3 separate regions of the Mus musculus genome follow, and all the other regions are linked to region 1. A link is a loop called in an ENCODE intact Hi-C map of the cell type or tissue named here. Cell type or tissue: heart. All regions are shown on one strand.

Region 1 (8,000 bases):
CTCTGTAAACCAGGCTGGCTTTGAACTCACAGAAATCTGCCTGTCTCTGCTTCCCAAATACCATGCCTTACAGCCTTTTTCTTTCTTTCTTTCTTTCTTTCTTTCTTTCTTTCTTTCTTTTTTTTTAATTTTTTTATTTTTTTTTATTTTTCAAGACAGGGTTTCTCTGTGTAGCCCTGGCTGTCCTGGAACTCACTTTGTAGACCAGGCTTGCCTCGAACTCAGAAATCCGCCTGCCTCTGCTTCCCAAGTGCTGGGATTAAGCCTTTTTGTTTCTTAATAAACTATCTCTGTTTCTGTTACCTTTAGAATCATGCCTTTAGGGGCTGGAGAGATGGCTCAGCGGTTAAGAGCACTGACTGCTCTTCCAGAGGTCCTGAGCTCAATTCTCAGCAACCACATGGTGGCTCACAACTATCTGTAATGGGATCCAATGCCCTCTGGTGTGTCTGAAAACAGCTACAGTGTACTCATACACATAAAATAAATCTTAAAAAAAAAAAAAAAGAAAGAAAAAGAAAAAAGAAAAAAGAGAGCTGGGTATGGTGGCACAGGCCTTTAATCCCAGTACTTGGGAGGCAGAGGCTGGCGGATTTCTGAGTTCAAGGCCAGCCTAGTCTACAAAGTGAGTTCCAGGACAACCAGGGCTATACAGAGAAACGCTGTCTTGAAAAACCAAAAAAAAAAAAAAAAAAAAAAAAGAAAAGAAAAAAGAAACATGCCTTTAAACCCAGCACTTGCAGAGGCAGTGGCAGAGGCAGGTGGATCTCTGAATTTGAGGCCAGTCTGGTCTGCAGAGGGAGTTCCAGCAAGTGCAGCATCTCTTCAGCTTCTGTAGCTAGGTCTGGTGATACATATTCATGATCCCAGCACTTGAATGAAGGCACAGCATCATAATTTCAAGGCCAGCATCAGCTCTATAGTGAGCCGGCCTAAAGTCTAGGAGATCTGGTCACAAACAAAGCTCCTGGGAAGATTTTTGTAAAAGACTGTGTGAACATTACTTTTATTTGACTTTAACACTTAAGAATAGTTTTCATGCCGGGTGGTGGTGGCGGCGCACGCCTTTAATCCCAGCATTTGGGAGGCTGAGGAAGGCAGATTTCTGAGTTCGAGGTTAGTTTGGTCTACAGAGTGAATTCCAGGACATCCAGGGCCACACAGAGAAACCCTGTCTTGAAAAACAAAAAACAAAACAAGCAGTTACTTTGTAAGTATGAGTGTTTTGCCTGTATGTGTGTGTCATGTGTGTGTCACGTGCCCAAGGCCTGAAGAGGGTATCAGTCAGATCCATACAACTGGGTTGGGAGCAGCCCTGTGGGAGTTGAATGTCAGGTCCTCTGCAAGAACAACTGGTGCCTTAAGAGTTGAGCCATCGCTCTAGCTCCCGAGTTTCATATTGTTAAGAAAAAAAAAAGTCTACTTTCATGAGAAACTGATGAACACCTTGTAGAGTGGTATGTGAGTTTAATTACTTTTTGTGGTCTTTGAAGATACACCTTGTATATGCTGGGATTTGTATGGGAGGGGATTGAGGTGAGAGGTTCAGAATTGCCCACACTTCTTAAACTTTTTCCTACCTGAATCCTTACAGAGTAAGTTTGTGATACTTAAGCCTGGTGTCTGGTCCATAGGAGTTCATGGTCTGTCTGTATTAATTTTATAATCTATTCCAGGAAATTCTACTCTGAAGTTAATAATCCACAACACAGTCAGGGTGGTGTGAACCTTTAAACACAGCTCTTGGGAGGCAGAGGCAGTGGGGCAAAGATAACACAGGCAGGAGGATCTCTGTGAGTTCAAGGCCAGCTTTGTCTAGGTAGAGAGTTCCAGGACTGCCTGGGCTATATAGACTAAACCAAGCAAAATCATGATTGTTTCAGAAACTTGGATTGTGAGGCTGTGGGGCTCAGCACTGGTGTGTGCAAAGCTCGAGTTCATTTCCCAGCACTGAAAAAAACCAACATTGGATTGCTTAATCAGGAAATATGATTTTTAAGAGCTTTATTATTTTTGTTAGTTTTTTTCTGGCTTCCCAAATGCTAGCTAGGATTACAGGTGTAAGCTACCATACCTGTTAAAAGGTGTTTTTAATTGCCTCGAAAATTTGTTTTATTAAGTGCTGTGTATAAATATGCTCATGCCTTTAATCCCAGCACAGGTGGGTGGATCTCTGAGTTCCAGGACAGCTAGGGCTATACAAAGAAACCCTGTCTCAAGAAAAATGAAAGGAAGCATTTTTTCTATTAATATCACTTTGCTGTGTAGCCCAGGCTGACCTTGAACTGCCTATCTTCCTCCCTGTCTACCCAGTGCCGATAACATGCAAGTTTTTCTTTTTCCATTCAATGATAGTTGCCGTAATATTTAAAAGGGCAAATACATTCCCTAAATTATTGTATTTTCACACCGTATTGTACACATATACTTTGTTCCTCATGATATGTTAATTAATATCAGATAATATTAATCTACATATATTTTGAGCAGATAGACCAGACAGCAGACCAGGCCAAGGTGGTTCCACGTGGGAGAGGTTTATTGTGTAGGGATAGGGGGGCGGCGAAGCGGGTAGAAGGGCAGAGAAAAGGAAAAAGAAAGAGGGGTGAGAGAAAGAGAAGGGTGGTGGTAATTCCTTCCCCCCCCCCATTTATACGGAAAATGACGTCACACCAGTGAGGGTGGGAACTGAGCCAAGTGGATTGTGGGATTGAGGGTCGTTGTCCTGGCAACGCAGGTCAAGGGTTATATAGTTAGGCCAGGATGGAGTGTACTGGTACTAACACTTCACTTGTAGTGTCTGACCTAGGTGTCCCAGGGCTGAGTCCGGAGGGTCGAAAGCTAAGGTCAGCCTCGGATATACATGTCCATACTCTTCCAGTTGCATAGAGCAAGAAAACAAAACAACCCCCTCCTCCAATAGTCTGCACTATCTTAGGTTGCGATGTCCCTAGGAGTGGACTCTAAGGCTCGCCACAGTTTGCGCACGCGCCATGCTAGCAAACGGTTCGCGGGTATGGGATTTGCGCAGGCGCGCCGTGGAGGGGCGGGACTCTTGCCCGCGTCTCTTCTTCCAACTGCAGTTTGAAGCAGCGCCATTTTGAGCGTTCGGCCACCGCGGGCGTGATTGCGGGGAGGCTGGGCTTCCCTCCGTTACCTGGCTTTCCTTGCTTCGTTTCCATAGATACATGTGGAGACGTGTGTACCTTGACGTCTAGGCCTCATCCAGCATCCCAAGCGAACTTGCTAAGATGATGTTAAGAGGAAACCTGAAGCAAGTACGTATTGAGAAAAACCCGGCTCGTCTTCGCGCCCTGGAGTCGGCGGCCGGAGAGAGCGAACCGGTGGCCGCGGCGGCCATGGCGCTGACGCTGGCCGGCGAGCAGGCGCCGCCACCCGCACCTTCCGAGGAGCACCCGGACGAGGAATTGGGCTTCACCATCGACATCAAGAGTTTCCTCAAGCCGGGCGAGAAGACGTACACGCAGCGCTGCCGCCTCTTCGTGGGTAACCTGCCCACAGACATCACGGAGGAGGACTTCAAGCGCCTCTTTGAGCGCTACGGAGAGCCCAGCGAGGTCTTCATCAACCGCGACCGAGGCTTCGGCTTCATCCGCCTGGTGAGTCTGCGGCGGGGCGCGAGGAAACAACAACAACAACAAAAAAAAGCTGCGGGGGCTGCGGTTTGGCGTGAGGGCGCCGCAGGGCTTCTGTCCTGCTGGTCGCCGGTCGCCCGGGGCTCACTTCGGGAGCGCGCTGCTATCGCAGGGGGCGGGGTCAAGGAGGACCAGCGGCGTCTGGGTGGACGGTCTTGCGCGACAAATTTTGTTGTCACGGAGGTGAATTGGGGATGAACTTGAGGAATTTCAGCAGCGGATTTGTTCCCTCACCAGAATGATCCACAGCTTCCTTTTGCTTTCAAGGGGATGTGTCGAGTGGTGTAGCTCTGTGGCAGAACCTGGCCCAGCATTAGCATGCTCAAGGCCCGGGGTTTCTTCTGCATCCTAGCAAGTATTCGCCTTCTGTCTCTGCATTGCGTGCTGTCTACGCTAAGCCATCCAGGTCTGCAAACTCCTGAGAGTAATTGGGGCCAAGGGTGGGTGCTACCGTGTATTTGACTTATCCTAGCATTAAAATATTATCCTATACCCTCTTAAATTTAAGTAAAGAAAAAAAATCCAATTAGGTAAAAAAAAAAAATGCCTAGTTTGTCGGCTTGAAGCACTATTCATTCATTCATTCATTCATTTATTTTTGGTTTTTCCAGACAGGGTTTCTCTATATAGCCCTGGCTGTCATGGAACTCTCACTCTGTAAACTAGGCTGGCCTCAGACTCAGATCTGCTTGTCCCAGCCGAGCTCTGACATTAAAGGCGCACCTGCGCTACCACCACCAAGCTTATGCCTGATATGTTAATTGCAAGTCGCATACTTCTTTTTTTTTTTTTTTTTTTTTTTTTGGTTTTTCAAGACAGAGTTTCTCTGTAGCCCTGGCTGTCCTGGAACTCACTTTGTAGACCAGGCTGGCCTCGAACTCAGAAATCCACCTGCCTCTGCCTCCTGGGTGCTGGGATTAAAGGGGTGCGCCACCACCGCCCGGCAGCAGTCGGTGCTCTTAACCTCTGAGCCATCTCCAGCCCAGTGGCACACACTTTTAATCCTAGCTCTGAGGAGGCAGAGGTGGGATGATCTCTTGTGAGTTCCAGGTCAGTTTGGACTGCATAGCAAGTTTCAAGACAGCCAGGACTAAATAGAGAGACTCTGTCTGAAAAGCAGGATGGGGGTATGACGGAAGATGTGTTCCTCTAAATCTGGCACCCAGAGTTTTTTTGTGTAGGAATAAAAAGACCTGTTAATTGGAAACTAGTTAACTTACAGAAATTAATCTTCTTAAGTAATTTTACAGTATAATCTGAATTCTGTGCATAGCAGGTAAATTTATAAATTCTAAGTATTGCTTAAGTCTATGTTTCAATTGGAAATACATATAATTGTATAGTATGTGTGATTATAAATATTGATATACAGTGACTTAATAAGTAGATAGTAGAATGGCTTTAAAACTGATATGAATTTTGCCTGGTTTGTATTTCTAGAGATTTCCCAACTCCCCTTTTTAAGGGAGACAGGGTGGGTGCATAGCCAGCCTTCATAGTGTTGAGATTAGAGTTGTAACCAGTACTCCTCTAGAAGCACTTTTTCTTTTAAAGGTTTATTTATTATATGTAAGTACACTGTAGCTGTCTTCAGGCACCCCAGAAAAGGGCGGAAGATCTCATTCAGGATGGTTGCTGGGATTTGAACTCAGGACCTTTGGCAGAGCAGTCAGTGCTCTTAACAGCTGAACCATCTCTCCAGCCCCTAGAAGTACTTTTAAAAAATGTATTATCTTGCCAGGTGTTAGTGGTGCACGCCCTTAGTCCTAGCACTTGGTCCTAGCAGAGGCAGACAGATTTCCATGAGCTCGTGGCCAGCCCAGTTTACAGAGTGAGTTCCAGGACAGCCAGGTCTATACAGAAACCATGTCTTGAAAAGTTGAAAAAAAATGTATTATCAACTTTAAAATATATGTGTTCATATTTTGCCTGCATGTATGTGTCCACTATGTGTAGTGAGTGGATTTTTGGTTTCTGTAAAAAATACAGAAATATCATAAGAATGTGCTTTTTAAATCCCAGGTGTGGGGTTATGGGGCTGTCTGTAGCAGCTGACTATGATTTGCCTCCTGCTCTAGGAAAGCATAGTTTTGCCAGCTGCAGATAGTTTCTAGGATTGTGTGATATTTGGAATTCTGGGATCGTCTCCGAGGGTATATAAATACTAGAACCCTGTAGGCGGGGATTGTAGGTGTTGGCTGTTCATGGAAGTTGTCTGTGGTTTGTTAGTGGTTGGAAGAAACCAAAGAAGAAAGAAATTAGGTTTAGGAATTTCTCTTTCTTCCTCTCTCTAGTCTTTCTTTCCTATCTAGTGATAGGGTGTGAACCCCGGGAGATAAAGGGTGGGGAAAAAGAAGAACTCACAAACTAGCAAAAGCTACAACCATTTGTGTGCCTGGTGCCCATGGAGGACAGAAGGAAACATTGGATTCTCTTCAGCTAGAATTATAGATTGTGGCAAGCCATTATGTAGGTGTTGGAACCAAATCCAGACCCCCTGAAAGAGCAACAAGTGCTTCTAACTGCTGGGCTATCTTTTTAGCCCCTAGAAATACTTTTTTCCTTTACTTATGTGTGCATGTGCATGACAGCATATGTGTAGAGGTCAGATTCAGTCTGCAGGAGTCAGTTCTCTCCTCCCACTGTGTGGACCCAGGGATAGAGTTTAGGTTGCCAGGCTCCACAGCAAGGCATCTTTTCCTGCTGCTCTGTCTCCATAGTTCATAGAAATTATTTTTATTTGGTAATATTTATTTTTGGAGACGAGGTCTCATTATGTAACCCTGTCTAGCCTACAACATACAGAAATCTGCCTGCCTTTTCCTCCCAAGAATATTGGGACTAAACATGTCATGTCTAGCCTTAATTTGGTAATTTTTAAAAAGATATTCATTTATTTTATGCATATGAATACACCATCATTGTTCTCTTCAGACAGTGTTCTGAAGAGGGCATCAGATCCCATTACAGATGGTTGTGAGCCACCATGTGGTTGCTGGGAATTGAACTCAGGACCTCTGGCAGAGCAGTCAGTGCTCTTAACCGCTGAGCCATCTTTTCAGCCCTATTTTTCTTTTTTTTACATTCATGTAAATGTTTTGGACAAACAATGGTACAAGTATGGAGGTCAGAAGACAACTTGTGGGAGTTGGTTCTGGGGATTGAACCCACGTCATCAGGCTTGGTGGCCTCACCTTTACCTTGTGGGCCATCTTGCTGGCTGATACTGTTATTTTTTAAATTCTTTTTAGATTTATTATTTTAATTTATATGTCTGATGTGTTTTTCTGTGTGTCTGTGCACCACTTGATGCCTGATGACCATGAGGCAGAGTGTTGGACTCCTGGAACTGGAGTTAAGGATGGCCGTGAGCCACCGTGTGTGTGGGTGCTGGGAACTGAACCCAAGATCTCTTCAAGAATAGCAAGTGCTCTTAAGTGTTGAGCCAGCTTTCCAGCCTCCTAATTTATTATTATTTATTATTATTATTGTTATTATTATCATCGAGGCAGGGTCTCAGTATTAACCTTGGTTGTTCTGGAACTAATTATGTAGATCAGGTTGGCCTGGTCACAGAAACTCACCCGTGCTGGAATTAAAGGTATATGCTACTTTATAACTCTTTGAAGTGGTTTTATTCTGTAGCCTGGGCCAGTTTGGAATTCCCAATCCTTCTGCCTATGCTTCCCAAGTTTGCCATCATGCACAGATTGAATAAAGAGGTAGTGTACCCTCGGGGCAGTTTTCATGGGGCAAGCCCTTTTTTTTTTTTTTTGGTGTGGCTCTGGCTGTCCTGGAACTTTTTTTCCCAAAGAATTATTATTGTATATGAGTACAGTGTAACTGTCTTCAGACACATCAGAAGAGGGCATTGCATCCTATTACAGATAGTTGTGAACCACCATGTGGTTGCTGGGAGTTGAACTCAGGACCTCTGGCAGAGTAGTCAGTCAGTGCTGAGCTATCTCTCCAGCTGTCCTGGAACTTGTTCTGTAAACTAGACTAGCTTTGAGTTTGGAGGTCCTCCTGCTTCTGCCTTTAAACCAGTGCTGGGATTAAAGGTGTGTGCTACCACTGCTCAATGTATATAAGCATAAAGAAGCTCTTCATAGTTCTTGGAGCACAATAAATACCATTTCTACTAACTATATCAGTTATTTATTATTATATATACTTATCTTGTACCATAGATGTGAAATCTCTTCAGTAGAAAGGAGTTTCTCTTTGAATTTTTGTTAGATTTATTTATTTGTGTGTGTGGATATGTTTGCATGAGTGTGCATGCACACAGTAGTACACATGTGGAGGTCTAAGAACACCTTTGGGAGTCTGTTCTCTTTTACA
Region 2 (8,000 bases), 110 kb before region 1:
TACACAGAGAAACCCTGTCTCAAGAAAAAAAGAGAAGAAAGAGAAGAAAGAGAGGAAGGAAGGAAGGAAGGAAGGAAGGAAGGAAGGAAGGAAGGAAGAAAAAGAAAGAAGAGGAGGAAGGGGAGGACAGAGGAAAAGGGGGAGAGAGAGGAGAAAAACAATCCAGCAAGCAACATTCCTTCTTGGTTCCTACCCTGACTTCCTTCAATGATAAACTGCGACCTACAAGTATAAAATAAATGAATCCTTTCCTCCTCTAAGTTGTTTTTTGATCTGTGTTTTAATCACAGCAAGAAGAAAGATAGGAACTGTGTCTGAAAAAAACAATAAAAAAATACAAACAAACCACAAATCACACCATGTGATCAAGTATTTGTGGTACCTGATCAATTTTCTAACACTAAAATGGAATTTTTTTGTTGTTGTTTGTTTTCTAGACAGGATTTCTCTGTGTAGCCCTGGCTGTCCTGGAACTCACTTTGTAGACCAGGCTGGCCTCGAACTCAGAAATCCACCTGCCTCTGCCTCCCAAGTGCTGGGATTAAAGGCATGTGCCACCACTGCCTGGCTAAAATGGATTTTTAATGGTGAACAAAAAGTATTTTAACTTCATTTGAGAACTGATACGTTTTTTTTAAACAAGTTATTCATTTTGATGTGCATTGGTGTTTTGCTGAATTATATAGTATTTCTTACATTTTTTTTTTTGTCTGTGTGAGGATGCCAGATCCTCTAGAAACAAGTTATAGACAGTTGTGAGCTACCATGTGAGTGCTGGAAATTGAACCCAGGTCCTCTGGAAAAATGGTCAGTGCTCTTAATCGCTGAGCCACCTCTCCAGTTGCTAAACTGATATGCTTTTAAACAAAATAAAAGGTGTGCTATAATTCACCCTTTAAGATGATCAACTGTCTTTTTTACGATGAATTTAGCACAGGCACCAATGAGGATGCACTTGCTATTTCTATGTTCAAAAAAAAAAAAGTCAATTATTTTAAAACTAAAATATCCATCCAGGTACAACAAAATTGTCTAGATTATATACAAAAAAAATATACTGTAATGTTGCTCTGTACCTCATTCTTCAAACTTATGCATTTATCCAGCAACAATTTTTTTCTCACTGGCAACTTTATGAGTTACATGTACTTAGATCTGCACAGCTTTTGGATTTGAGTATCCTTGTTGTATACAGTTGCATGGAGTCCAGGCAATCTATTTCCTAATGAGAGATGGTCAAGAAAGACGGTCTGTCTCTGTCTGTCTGTCTGTCTGTCTGTCTCTCTCAGGGTATCAAGATACACTGAGGTGGATTACACATAGAATTCCAGCAGGACAAGAAATTAGTTTGAGCTTTCCTTACAATACCTAAAGACATAAAGATTCTTAAGATTTCTTATAAGAGCCATTTAACATAATAAACTATGTGTTGATGTTATCAGTGAACTGGGGACAGATATCAAAGCATAAAGAAACTATACCACATCTTTTGACAACAAAGAATTATATATTCTTTCTTACATTTTTTCCTATCACAGTAATACCAGTGCATGTTATATGAGCCAAAGATTCATTTTGTCACAATAGCACTGTTTGTATACTTCTGTACCTCAAACAAGCAAAACAGAATAAAAGCCTACAAAATAAATCCAATTATACAGATTTACGGTCTGACAAGATCATATCCATGAGAGCTGGAAATGTTCTATGTCAGCTTCTGTGGAGGACCAAAGTGGCTGACAAAGGACTGATGGAGTCAGGCCATGTCCAGGGGCACCTACCTATAATCCTAGCACCAAGACTGAAGCAAGAGAACTGCTGTAAAGTCTAGGCCAGCCTGAGCAACATTTACACACAAACACACACACACTCACACCCTTCAAGACTGTCTCAAAAAACAATCAAACAAAAAAACACCACTATGAAAGAGGAAGGCTGGAGGGAGGCCCAGCTATTAAAGGCCAGGCTTACAATCAAAGATCTAAGAAGGGAGGAGGGAAGATAAGTTAATCATTCATGGAAAAATAACAACAGCCACATGAAAGGTCCTGAAACTTAGTATCAGAATGACTTAGTTCCTAAAAGGACTTCACACTCATTCGAGGTTTATAGTCGAGCTAGGCACTGAGGTGGACACCTGCAAGCCCAGGACTTGGAAGGCTGAGGCAGGTGTATCTCTCTGAGTTTGGGCCACCTTGGTCCACAAAGTGAGTTCCAGAACTATATCGTAAAACCTCATCTCCAATAATAATAAAGTTCCTTCAGACATATACTGAAAAAAATTATACTGATACAAACAGCCTATACTGGTGTTGAAATAAGGTGGTAAAAAATCTAAATGAAGCAGATCATAGTGGCACATGCCTGTAATCCACCAACTAGAAAAAGAGGCAAAAAGAATACCCCCAAAGAAGGCTGGAGAGGTGGCTCACAACCACCGGTAATGAGATCTGATGCCCTCTTCTGGTGTATCTGAAGACAGCTACAGTGTACTTAGATATAATAATAAATAAATTTAAAAAAAAAAGAAGACCCCCCCCAAAGACATCATGTGCTACACAGTGAACTCAAGGCCAGTCTGGACCATAATCCTAGTCTAAATTAAATAAATAAGTAAATAAATAAATACCAACTGTTAACTATTCACCCACCCCTCAGAGAGTTCCTCTATGTCACCCAGGCTATGCTGGAACTCACTCTACAGACCAGGCTGGCCTCAAACTCACAGATTCTTCTGCCTCCTGAGTGCTGGGATTAAAGGTGGGCACCACCACCATCTAGCATTTTCTATTTTTTTTTTTAAAAGAACTGAACAGGATTCAAGCACTTTTTATGTTTCCACTTCCAAGCAAGAAAAGGTTATTCTGACTCAGTTTAAGTTTGAGATCTCCGACATGAGAATCCAGTCCAGTCCAGCTGCTGATGGTGGGCTCTGTCGCCACACTGCTTTGTGTTCAGAACCTGCTTCACTGGGTCCTTCCCAGGATCCTTCTACGCCTACTCCCTCCTCTGCAAATTCAGAGTAAAGACAGTGTTCAGAAGGGGAAAATATTATTAGCTATACTACCAAGTTCTCCTGTGGATTAAATTACTTAATACAAGTTTAAAACGTTTAACAATGGGTTGGAGAGATGGCTCAGCAGTTATAAAGTACAGTTTCCAGTACCCACATAGTGGCTCACAACAGCCAATACCTTTTTCTGACATCCTTGGCCACAAAGTACATGTATGTCACACATACATTCAAACAGGTAAAACAATCATACACATTAAAAATAAATCCAAGCCGGGCGTGGTGGCGCACGCCTTTAATCCCAGCACTCCAGAGGCAGAGGCAGGCAGATTTCTGAGTTTGAGGCCAGCCTGGTCTACAGAGTGAGTTCCAAGACAGCCAGGGCTACACAGAGAAACCCTGTCCCAAAAAACCAAAATAAATAAATCCAAAGTAACCATAAGCATCTATACTTATAACACACCTTTAAAAGTATACAAGTAACAACAGGAGCTGTACTGGGCTCAAGAGTAATATTTGGGGCTAGAACTGTAGCATAGTTGGTGAGGTGCTTGCTAGCGTGCAGGAAGCTGGGTTTGATTCCCAGCACCACATAAATATAACAAGAGGACACAAGTCATAGCACTTGGGAAGTTGAGACTGAGGGATCACAAGTTCAAAGTCATTCTAGGCTACGCAACAAAAGTTCAAGGTCAACCTGGGATACATTAGATGCCATCTCAAAATAAGTGATAGGGCCTGCAAGATGGCTGAATGGATAGAGGGGCCTGCTACATGAGCCTAACAACCTGGCTTGGATTCACTGAACCAATTAGACAGTGAAGGGTAGAACCAACTCCAAAAGTTGTCCTGACCTACACACTGGTGCTCTGGCATGTGCACCAACACAAACACACCATGCACTCACACACTATAAAAATTTTTAGAAATCCATAAAAAGCGTGACATAATAGAGAACTGGTCAACACCAGAGATGAAAGACTAAGTAGAGGACTGCACAGGTCTAAGCAGCATCTACTTGGTAAGATGAAAACAACAGATGCAAAGAACATGAAAGATCTAGAAACACGTCCACCTTCATGGTCAAATTCTGTCACTCAGACCAGGCATAAAAAGTTAAGCAGCTCTCCATAGTTGTCCATTACCAGAGGTCCATTAACCATGATGACAAGAAAAATGTCAAAAATGGTTGCATGCACTTCAAACCAAATAACATTAATTCCCACTCTGTAACTCTAGAGGGCACCAGAAATATGCCCTCCTTCCCAACACCCCTCCTCCCCACCGGTAACGTGAGCAGCTGCAGAAGCCCGTCGTCTGGTTGCTGAGGTTGGTATTGCAGCAGCAGAAGCGATGTCTGCAGCGGTGCAAACAGCAGCGCCCACTCCCAGCTGCCTCACCAGGCATCACTGGAGTTTCTCCCCGACAGCAGCTGCCACCCAAGAGAAGGCTCCTCCCCTTAAGAACAACCAGGAGGGCCAAATCCTATAGCTGAACCCCTATAATCCAACCACGTCCTCTGTTAATAAGCAAATTAGAAGAAAAGGACTCACAATGGTGTTTTCCTCACTTTCTGCCAAAGATGCACCAGATAGGGTTGAACGAAATTTCTGGTCCTGGGATAAAAGAGAAAAAAAAAAAGGGGGGGGGGAGAGAAATGGATGAACACCCAATCTGGTAGGAGCACCAAGCCGATTTCACCAGGAGGAGGCAGAGAAGGGACTAAGGGGTCAAGGAGGTTTGGCCCTTCTATTATTACCCCAAAGCCCACGCAAAACAGCCTACTACTTACTACCCAAGTGGAGTGAAATATTTTATTTGGAGCCAAAGCCCATGTGTAAGCCTCAATCTGCAGGGAAAGGGACCTGAGGGCACCAAGCCTGCTATGGGGTAGGGAGGGGGAAGGGCAAACATTGCCCCGACGCCAGCAAGGGACTTGCACTCCCTCGCAAGTATTACCACCACGGTTATTCCAGTCAAACTCAGCACCAATTTACAGGTAAAAACCAGTTTATGTCAACGATGGGCTGATATTGCCCATATTTGCCCCAAGCAGTTGCCCTGGGCCCGAGGTTTGCCCCCCCTGCAGTCCGAGACCGGCAGCGCTGCCTCCCCGTCCGCCATTAGAGACCCAGCCAAACAATACGTGAGGAGCAAGAGCCGCGCAGCACAGCGCCGGGGAGGAGACCAGCGACGAAGAGGACGCCGCAAGACTCAAAAGGCACCCCTTGCCATCGAAAACTTGGGGTCTCGGTTGGACAGACAGGGTGGGAGTGCAGCCCCCAGGCGGGAGGGCCAAAGGGCCCCTCCCCGGCCCGCCCGGCCGCCCGCAGCACAGAAAGGAAAACACCCCACGACCTCCGGCCGCTGCCGCCCGCACCTCGAGGCCCCCGCGCCCCCCGCCCCCGGCGACCGCCTCACCCAGCCAGCCCTGCCGCGCCCGCGCTCCCTCACCCCTCGGGCCGCACGCGAAGCCGCCCTGGACATCAGCGCGGCCCCCAGCGCACCCTCAGGCCCCGACGCAGCAGCCGCGACACCGGCCGCCGCGGGCTGTTAAGCCCGGCTCGGTGGGAGGCTCCCGACGCTGCCCTCACCCATCTCCGCCTCCCCAGTCGCCCCCGCCTCCGCCTCCTCCTCCCGAGGCTGCGCTGCTCCCAGCCACCCCCACTCTCCGCGGCCCTCGACAGGAAAGACGGCGGGGAGAAGCCTCACCGGGTTCTGGCTGCAGCTCCGCGGAACGAACCTCCCCTCCCCCGGCCCACCCCCCTTCGGCGACACGCACAACTCCGCTCGGTCCAGTCCCGGCTTTAGCGCTGGTGAGGAGGAGGCAGAGGAGGCGGTGGCACGGCGGGGCCCGGAGAGGCCCCGCCCTCCGCACGCTCATTGGCTGATGGCGTGGGCGGCACGGAATGCCTCGGGCAGGCTCCATTGGCCCAGTCGGCCTTCTTTCAGGACCCTCCTCGGTGAGGTAGTCACGGCGGCTGTCCGTCAGACCTGGGCCACGCCCTCGGGCCTACCGGCCCCCCCCCCCCCGCGGGCTGGGCCGGCCCTCCCTCCCTCCCTCTTTCCCTCCCTCCCTCCCTCCGTGCCCCCGCCCCGCCCCCACTCGCGGGGTCCGCCCGGGTCAGGAGCCCGAGTGGCGCTGCCCGCAGTTCGGCTCGCGCTTCGGCCCTGGGGGCGGGCGGTCTTCGTCGAGGCTTCCCGTGGGCCCGGGATCGGGACACTGGGTCTCGGCCTCCAGACGGTCGCCGCGGCCCTTTGCGACTCTGCTCGAGGAGAAACGCGGCCTCGATGTCCCGGTGTCCTCCCTGTCCAGGCCCCCAAGACCCGGGCGACTGGCGAGCCCGGCAGTGCCTGCGGCGGACCGAGGGGGCGAGCCCGGCTGCGGCCGCAAGGGGACTGGTGCGCTGGCGGCCGTGCAGGCGCTTCCACCTTGCCTGGCCCGTGGGAAGGGTGTCCCACCTCCGCCATGGCTGCGGCGGGAGGAGACGTCGGCCTCCATTTTGTGGGATCTGTTGGGAGAACTTGGGGCCCATCAGAACCGAACCCGTGGGGACGAGAAACTTGGCCCGGAACGAGTCCGATCGCGCTCTACCATAGGCCTTGTCCTCGGCCGCCAAGAGTTTGCGCGCCGAGATTGCGGCGGGGCCACACGACAGTGGTGACCCCAGACTGCCGCCGGGCAAGATGGAGCCCCGGGCTCCCTTAGCGGGCTCGCGCCCCTGGGACCTGGGCTGTCTGGCCTCGGCCGTCGGTGCCTGGCCGAGCACGCGCTCTCCGGCCTGCCCAGCGCCTGTCCTCCACGTTGGCGGGGCCTCGGGCCATCGCGTGCCCTTCGCTTCAGTCCTGGCTCCGTGGGCAGTGACCCTCTCATAGGAGTCCCACCGGGCGCATTCGGAGCGGAGCCGCTGGAGGGCGGCACGAGGGTCTTTTGTTCCTCGTCTACACCCACGTCTTTGGCAGAAGACTTGGTGCTGGATTTCCAGGACTCCCTGTAACCTAAGAAATGCACCTCGCCCTGGTGGTTGTTAGCGGGATTACAACTGATGTTGGTTACTTCCTCAACCAAATGGATGGATTCAATTAGATCTCTGAATTTCCGAATTGACAATACCGCCTATTAATGAGTCATATGGCGTTACATTGTAAAGCTCTCCAAGATGATAATGAACATGAAATTTTTAATGAAGTGAATTATTGATTAAGGTCTCAGGCTAATATGTAGACTGCAGTGGATACCATTTACAAAGGACAACCTGGTAGAAACAATCATTTTCAATTTTAAAAAAAAGTGCTTTCACCCTCATTTAAATTCCATACATACATTGCTCTTCTTTACCATTTGAAGACAAAAAAACTACAATAGGGCTGGTGAGATGGCTCAGTGGGTAAGAGCACCTGACTGCTCTTCCGAAGGTCCGGAGTTCAAATCCCAGCAACCACATGGTGGCTCACAACCATCTGTAACAAGATCTGATGCCCTCTTCTGGAGTGTCTGAAGACAGCTACAGTGTACTTACATATAATAAATAAATAAATCTTTAAAAAAAAAAAACTACAATACATATGAATCAGCTTTTCAAAAAGTATTTTTCAGAAAACTTTTGTAAAAAAATTATTTTTTTCAATACACTAAAACATTCTTAAATTTCATATTTCACAATACCATTTGACTTTGACATGTTTGATGTCACTATCACAACAGGAACATCTTAATAAAATTCGCTGACAACACGGAAGTATTATATGAGAATATGACATCTAGGGCCATAGTCTCTTTTAACTTTTTTTTCCATACACTATATTCTCATCACGTTTTCCCCTCCCCCAGTTTCTCGAACCCTCCTCCTCCTCACCTTCCTACCCCGGCTTCTTGTTCCTTCAAAAGATGAAAAAAGTCAAATAGGAAATTCGTAAGACCAAGGGGAAAAAAGAAGCCAAAATGTGCCAGGCATTGGTGGCACACCCCTTTGATCTCAACACTTGG
Region 3 (8,000 bases), 200 kb after region 1:
GAGGGTCCTGAAGTCCAACTGCCTTCCCTGATACACAGCAGGCAGTGTCCAGTTTTCTTTTTTTAAGATTTATTTATTTCATGTGTGTACCTGAGTGTACATAAGTGCCCAGTGTATGTGCTGTGACCATGGAGACCAGAAAATGGGTGTCAGATCCCCTACAGCTGGGGTTACAGGTGGCTGTGAGCCATCTGAAATGGTGCTGGGGACCAATCTCAGCCCTTGACAAGGAAGGTAAGCCCTCTTTGACTGAGCCACCACTCCAGCCTGTCTCCAGGTTTCAAAGACCCAGAAAGAGGCTGCTTCCACACTTCATCTTTCATCCTTCTCCTCCTTTGTGTGTGTGTGTGTGTGTGTGTGCTCTGCCTTACTTTCCCACTACATTTTAAGGGATATTTTCATGTTTATCATATGAGAAATACTCCCAAATGGATATGATATTATGTTTTTATTCATCTAGTTTTATTTATAGTTGTTTTTGTCATCATGAGCAAAATCTTTTTTGTCTTCCTTGTTGTTTTTTTTTTTAATTTTTTTATTTTTCATTTCTCATTCTCTACCCCAGGCTGGCCTTGAACTCATGAGATTGCATACCTTCCCGAGTGCTGGGATTACAGGTGTGAACTACTACGCTCAGCTTTTCTTTCTTTCTCCACACGTTCCTCCACTGTTAGACGTTCTTAGTGTTTTTACTGTTTTATTGTCTAGAAAGTTCACTTGTAACAGAAAATCCCCCAGATCTAGAGAAAGAAAACAGACAGCCAAGTACAAGAGGCACTTAGAATTACAGACAGACAAGGCTGCTGAGGGTACTTTCCGTGACGTGGGCTAGGTAAGAGGTCAAAAGGGCACGGGAAGAATGGAATGGAATGTCAGGGAGAGGACCAACTGGCCTACAGAGACATGGAGTGACGTCGCCTCGGGCCCTCATCATCCAGTAAAAGCCTGGAAAGGACAGATTGCACAGTAATTGCTGAAAGTACATAACTAACCAGGATTATTGTATCCAGCAAGTATGCTTTAAATTTGATTGTGAAATAAGGGCACTTTAAGAAAAGCACAACACAAGGCAGTCCATGGCCAGTAAGCCAGCGCTGTGTGATACTGTCTTCTGGTGTGCAGGCAGACGTACATGCAGACAAAGTACCCATATACATAAATATTTTTTTAAAATATGTTTAATAAAAGAAAAAGAAGAAGTCAGTGCAATCTGAAGTTTAAACACCTAACGACTTACCCCCAACTTCTTAGAAAAGCAAGAAAAATCTGAAAGCAAAAACAGTAGTGGAGCAGAAGTGAATGAAATGGAGGTAAAGGAGCAAGACATGGGAACAGCCAACCAAAAAGCTGGTTCTCGGACAAGATAAGCAAGACTGACAAAGGCCTAGTCAAGACGACCAAGGTGAAGAGAGAGGGGCTGAGGTGTCACTCTGTTTGCAGAGTGCTTAGCAGAGTGCTGGGCTTGCCCCTCAGTGTCAGCTAAAACTGGTCATGGTGGCGCATGTCTACGGTGGAGGTAGAGGGGTCAGATGGTCAGGGTTATCCTCAGCTATATAGTAAATCTGAGACCAGCCTGGGTTACATAAGGCCATAGAGAGAGAATGGAGACAGACAGACAGACAGACATAGAGATGTAGGTAGATAGATATGGATAGAAAGCACCAAGTTAAGAAATTGGAGATGGAAACGGGATAGTATAATATCTTGAAATAAAATACAGAGCATCTTAGGCAATACTTTAACTTGTATTACAACAAAACAAAACAGTCCCTAGAAAATCTGGAAGAAATGAATACATTCCGAGATCTACTTAACTGACCAGAATTAAATCAAGAAGACATAAACAATGTAAGCAGATGCAATAGGCAGTTAAGTTGAAATAGTAATAAAATGTGCCCACTAAGTCTCACACAGTATGGGATGGTTCACAGCCATATTCTCCCATATTCTCCCATGCTGTTAAGAGGAAGGCGACACCAGCACTTCTCAGAATGCTCTACAAAGTAGAAAGGGAAGGGACACTACCACACTTATCCTACAAAGCCACAGCACAGCAAACCAGAGAGGACACAACAGCCCAAATTCTCCAACAACCACTAAATTTCTAAAGAATATTGTAAATCCATTTCAAGAACACTGTGATAAAGTTAGTTTCATCTCAGGAATGTAAGATTGGCTCAACACATCCACACCTATGAATATAGTACAAGGGCTGAAGAGATGTAATGACAAAAATCACATGACCACATCTGTAGACACATTAAAGGCCTTTGGCAAAGTCCAACATCCTTCATGACAAAGCCCCTGCAGAACTAGAGACAGAAGAAATGCATACCTCAATGTTTTAAGAGCTAAATACGGCAAGCCTGTAGCCAACATCACACTACATGGGGAATTTCCTCTAAAGTTAGAAAGGAGACAAGGGTGGCCATTCTCCACTCTTTTGAATATGGTGCTAGAAGTCTTACTGGACTAGTAAGAGAGAAAATAAGAGAAACAGACATGGGAAAGGGAACGGCCAACTCACCCCTATTTCTGCATGACACGATGCAATCCTCAAAAGATCCTAAAGACCCCACCAGACACTATGTGTTGCTGGGTTTTAGTGAATTTGTTTGGTTTGCTTTACATTTTTTTTAGCCTTGGCTAGCCTAGAACTTGCTATGTAGACCAGGTTGGGCTCGATCTCAGAGTTCTTTCTCACCCGAGTCTTAGGCTTGAAGGTGTGTACCACTACACCTCACCGGCCTGGTATAATGTTGAGATCCAATCTGTACCTGCTGGCCTAGAGCTCACTGTGAAGCTCAGGTCTCAAACTCATGGTGATCCTCCTGTTGTAGCCTCCAGAGTGTTAGGATTACTGGGGTGTGCCCCCATGACTGGCTTCTACCAGAAAATCCTTAGACTTGAAAAACACTTTTAGAAAAGTAGCAGAAAAAAACCAACAAACAAAACATAGGCATCCTTTCACTGAACCAAATACAAACGTGTCAAAAAGACCTGAAGGGAAAAAAGTCATTTCCAATAGCTTTTAAATATCAAACTCGAGCCTGGTGGTGGTGGTGGTGGTGGTGGTGGTGGTGCACGCCTTTGGTTCCAGCACTCAGGAGGCAGAGGCAAGCTGATCTCTGAGCTTGAGGCCAGCCTGGTCTATAGAAAAAGTTCTTGAGCAGCCAGGACTATACAGAGAAGCCCTGTCTCGAAAAAACAAAACAAAACAAAAAACTGCACAGTGGAGAGAGAAGGCTGCCTCGCTAGGGAGTGAACACCCACGTTTCTTCCTTTCAGCGTGTCGTAGGGGAGCCCATCACAAGCCGTCTTCCTATTGGCTGCCCTGAGACAGATCCCAGCTTTGATCCTGTTGTTACTCTTCCTTACCTCATCTCACTGCTTACAGTCAAACATGAAAGTCAGGGCATGAACCCCTGACAGGAACGTGGAAGCCGGTGGTTCTCAATCTTGACCCCTTTGACAGTGGGTTTAAGACTATAGGAAACACAGATATTTTTACTTACTATTCATAACAGTAGCACAATTTAAGGAACTGACTGGATTAAAGGCTGTGATTGGCATGTAAAGTGAGTAGATTAATTAGTGGTCAAGGAAGAACGCAGTTTACTGGCTTGCTTTCTGTTTCTGCTCACCTCATACAATCCAGGACCACCTGCCCAGAAGCGGTGCCTACAGTGGGCTAAGCTCTCTTCCTTCAGTTAGCAATCAAGAAAATGCTCTGCAGACACACCCCAGAGGTCAATTTGACGGAGGCGATTTCTCAATTGAGGTTCATTTTTTTCCAGGTGCGTCAATTTAACAACCAAGAATAGCCATAGCACCGGAAGTACCTTTAGTAGGACAGAGGCATAAATCCAACCTAAGGACAAATCTACGTGGGGCGGATTTCCTGGCCTTCCCCTTTTTCATTAACATAAATTGTAACTGCCATAGGTAAGGCCTAGACAGACTAAGAATTTCTCTATTCCCAGTCTTGGCTAAAACTGCAAATTAACTCACCCCATCTTTTTTACTTATTTTTTGTCTTAATAGGACCCGGAGCTTAGTCAGATTCGGCTAAATTTCAACTCCAGACCTCAATGAGTTATTTTCTTCTACCAAAAGTTTCCTCAACTTTCAGAAAGTAAAGAAATGTTGCGTTCTGTTGCAGTTATTTTCCCAAAACAGCAGTGGGTCTGATGGCGCAGTCAACATTGACCTCCCCTCCCCTGGCACTCCCCTCCTAGGGCCGCTGACCCTGAGCCAGGCCTCAGAAGGTCAAGACCACCAGAGACTACCGGGGACCCTCGGGCTGTCAGACAGCCTCCTGGGGTACCCACGCACCTGCTCGGAGATCCCGCCTGGCCCTTCCTGGTGTCGGATGGTCCCCTCCTCCGTGCTCCGCAGCCAGCGTTCCAGCCTTGGTGCTTCCGCTCCAGGCGCAGCCGGGTTAGGTGGGGCGCGGCGGGGCGGGACCGTGGCTGCGGCTCCTGAACACCGGACCTACGCCCCTTAGAGGGATGTCCTGCGACTGTCCAGCTGGGGAGAAGGCGTGGCCTCAGCTTTCCAGATCAGCCTAGCGTTCAGGACTTTCACTTTCTTTTTCAGAGTGTAAATTGCCAGTAGGAGTAAACCCAAAATTCGAATCTGGGAGACTTGATGGATGGGGACTTTTGACAGAGAAATGATTACGGATTGGGGTTAAATAGGGTGCTGGAATCCCAGGGCAGGTAAGAAACAAATTTCCCAAAGGGGCATCAGAGAGAATTTAGGACTGAAGAGCTAGGTCATTGGTAGAAAGCTTGGCTAACATTTGTGGGCCCCTGGGTTCGATTTTCAGCAGCAACAGTGGAAGAAAATGAGAACTTCTGAGTTTGAAGCGCACAATAGCATCCATCACTAATTGGAGACGCTCAAACGATGGGTCTAGGGCTAGACAGCTCAGCTGGTTATTTGCTTCACATGTGTGGGCCCTGGGCGCTAGAATCAGAAATGTACTGAGTAGGGACTGATTTAGAAATAATTCCATTAATAATTTCAGAATATGATGAATGAAACGAGACTATAAGGTCTAGACTAGAGAATTGAATGTAAAAGGTGAATTTTGGTGACATGATTTATTGGGTGCTGTCCTCAGGTGCCAAATGATCTGGAACTTATTATGTGTACTAGGCTAGGTAGCCAGTGAGCACTAAGGATCTACCAGTCTCTTCCTCCCAGCACTGGGGTTACAAGCACATACCATTATGTGTGGCTTTATATGTATATTATATGGCTTTATATATAGTATATATAATATACTATATTTGTTTGCATGCATACACATATGTGTGCTTATGATTTCTCTTCTTCTTTGACATGACTGGGTATAGGACTCATGTCATCAGGCTTGTAGGGCAAATACTTTACCCACTGAGCCACCTAGCCAGCTTCCAGCTTTTTCCTTTTTAAAATGGTGGGGGGGTGTGTTACACTCCGGTCTTTATGCTTACCAGGCAAGCACTCTAGGGACTGAGCCACCTCCCCCTCCCTAGAAACGTCTTTACTGGACTGAGGATATGCTTCAGCAGGTTAAAGTGCTGTGTGAAGCCCTGGGTTCAGTCCCTAATACTGTATTAAAAACAGGGTTGGTGGTATATGTGTGTAGTCCCTACAGACTGGAGGTACAGACAGGAGGATCAGAAGTCAAAGATCTTTAGTGAGTTCTTAAAAAGCAAAGCAGAAAAGGAGACATTTTTACTGTACTACTAGTTTCTTGTCTTATTGCTCTGATAGAAGCAGCTTTTGGAAGGAGAGGGTGTGCTGGCTTACAGTCCTAGGGTGTACAGTCTTTCATGGCAGGGAAGGTCTGACTGCAGGAGCAGGAGGTGTCTGATCGCATCTTGCCCACAGTCAGAGGGTAATAAGTGAAATGATGAGTATTGTCTGCTTTCCCTTTAATTCCATTCAGGTCCTTAGCCCATGGGATGATGCCACTCATGGTTTTGGCACAGCTTATCAATGGGGGTGGGGGTGGGGTCACACAGTCAACAGTTGAATAATGTGCTGTGTGCTACTTATTTTAATTTTATTCTCCCCCCGCCCCAGGATAGAATTTCTCTGTATCACAGTCCTGGGTGTCTTGGAACTCACTCTGTAAACCAGAGTGGCCTCAACTCACAGAGATCTTTCTGCCTTTTTGAGACAGGGCCTTTCTATATAGTCCAGGCTGCTCTTCAGCTCTAAGTAGCTAGTTCAAGGCTCTTCCTCTGCCCAAGTGATTGGATCATTATACTCTACTTTTAAAATATAGGTATGTAGGTTCCAGGTGATAACTTCCATATTAAATCTTTTTTAAAGATTTATTTATTATTATATGTAAGTACACTGTAGCTGTCTTCAGACACCCCAGAAGAGGGCATCAGATCTCATTACAGATGGTTGTTGCTGGTATTTGAACTCAGGACCTTCAGAAGGGCAGTCAGTGCTCTTAACCGCTGAGCCATCTCTCCAGCCCTTTATTAAAATCTTAATAGCTACTTTAAACTTGAATGTGGAGACATGCTTTGTGGCACATACTTTGGGAAGTGAAGGCAAGAAAACTAGGAGAGAGAGAGAGAGAAAGGGAGAGAGAGAGAGAGAGAGAGAGAGAGAGAGAGAGAGAAAGGATGAGTGTGATAAAATTTGTTTATTCAGACAACAAGCAATGTGGCATAACATACTATACCAAATAAAATGTAGGCAGAAATAGTAGAGAATATTGTGATTATTGTCAAAGACACACATTTTAAGAAAATGATTTTTGGGCATGGTTTCAGGCCAAAAGAAGACCATTTGAACCCTCATTCAGCATCTTAAGTTATTAATTTACTGACTAATCAGCTTAGGGCAGTGGATGGAACTCAGCCTCTGGTACAGCAGGCAAGGTCTTTGCTACCCACTGAGCTCCATTCTCTTGTCAACATTTTAGGTGTGTGATCTTGGTAGTTTTGAACTTTGGCTTTTTCATCTATGATGTAACCTAACAAAACAAAGCAAAACAAAAACTTTTCCCGTCTCCATGTTTGAGGTGTCTGTACAAAATTTTAATTATCTTTAATAATATTGATTTATTTGAACTAATTAGTATAAAGGGCAATTCTTCTTGATGACCTTTTTATATAGAATCTCATGTTAACATACTGGCCTCTAACTTACTCTATATTGGAGGGTGACCTTGAATTTCTGATTCACCTTCCCCACCTGAGAGACTGGTCACCAATTTTGGATTATACAGTGCTGAGGATAGAACATACTAGGCAAGCATTTGATCAACCGGAGAAGAGAAAATGGGATGGCCTAGTGGTTATGGGCATTTGCTGTTCTCTCTCCCAAGATTGGGTTCAGTTTCCAGCTCCTACATGGTAGCTCACAAACATCTGTAGCTCTAGTTCCATGGGATCATGGGATCAGATGGCCCCTATGACCTCTACAGGCACCAGACACACGTCAGGGCACATACTAACATGAAGGCAAAATATGCTTGCACATAAAGTAAAAATAAAATAGTAAAATTATATATTTAAAAAACAGATGTTAGTTTACAATATTGTTCAAACCTAGTCTAAAAACTGTGGTAGCTTGAAGTGTTGTAGCATCCTAGATTAAAGGGTCATGTCTGTATTTTGGAACCCCTCTGGTGGCAAAACAAATAAACAGTGAAATCTGCGCTCAACATTCCATATATAATTTTAATATCTGCACTTTCAATATTCCATATAATTTAAACACTGAATGCACACACTTTGTGCAGCCATCGACTAGCCACATAATAGATGATTATTTCCGGAGTAAATTTTTCCACGGTTATCTTCACTTATTCGTCCTACCAATGTCACTTTTTTGTTTTAAACAGGTCTTTATTAAATCAAACCCATTCAAAGAGAAAAGCGAAGACGACGAAACTCTCCCAAACCTGTCGTCTTTTAGATTCGGTTTGAATCTCTGTGTTCCTGGCACAATGGAGTACGCTCTCTGTTACCGCAGGGGTC

The links. Peaks named below come from ENCODE experiments on the same cell type or tissue, not always from the same donor. Only the 100,000 strongest peaks of a DNase experiment are listed, where the experiment ranks them.
Region 2: it touches region 1 in a loop (3-fold over the local background); 2 of 42 quality-filtered maps call a loop at or near these places.
Region 3: a loop joins it to region 1, with 2.2 times the contacts of the local background. A loop is called at or near these places in 5 of 42 quality-filtered maps.

Annotation. Positions count from the first base shown.
Region 1 is chr14:56,773,411-56,781,410 of GRCm38, reverse strand. Pspc1 (paraspeckle protein 1) reads left to right here and starts at 3,093. Exons shown (of 9, transcript NM_025682.4): 1 at 3,093-3,620. The coding sequence starts at 3,252. In heart, a CTCF peak has its summit at 3,728; DNase peaks (open chromatin) are centred at 3,010 and 3,760; H3K4me3 peaks cover 4,124 bases; H3K27ac peaks cover 2,425 bases.
Region 2 is chr14:56,884,424-56,892,423 of GRCm38, reverse strand. Zmym2 (zinc finger, MYM-type 2) reads right to left here and starts at 5,821. Exons shown (of 25, transcript NM_029498.4): 1 at 5,726-5,821; 2 at 4,567-4,629. In heart, CTCF peaks have their summits at 2,458 (motif pointing left), 4,255 (motif pointing right), 5,080 and 7,014; DNase peaks (open chromatin) are centred at 4,373, 5,283, 6,013 and 6,793; H3K4me3 peaks cover 3,161 bases; H3K27ac peaks cover 2,116 bases.
Region 3 is chr14:56,572,066-56,580,065 of GRCm38, reverse strand. Parp4 (poly (ADP-ribose) polymerase family, member 4) reads right to left here and starts at 4,447. Exons shown (of 35, transcript NM_001145978.2): 1 at 4,336-4,447. It also overlaps a transcript of Cenpj not described here. In heart, no CTCF peak of the experiment used is centred here; a DNase peak (open chromatin) is centred at 4,475; H3K4me3 peaks cover 1,935 bases; H3K27ac peaks cover 1,297 bases.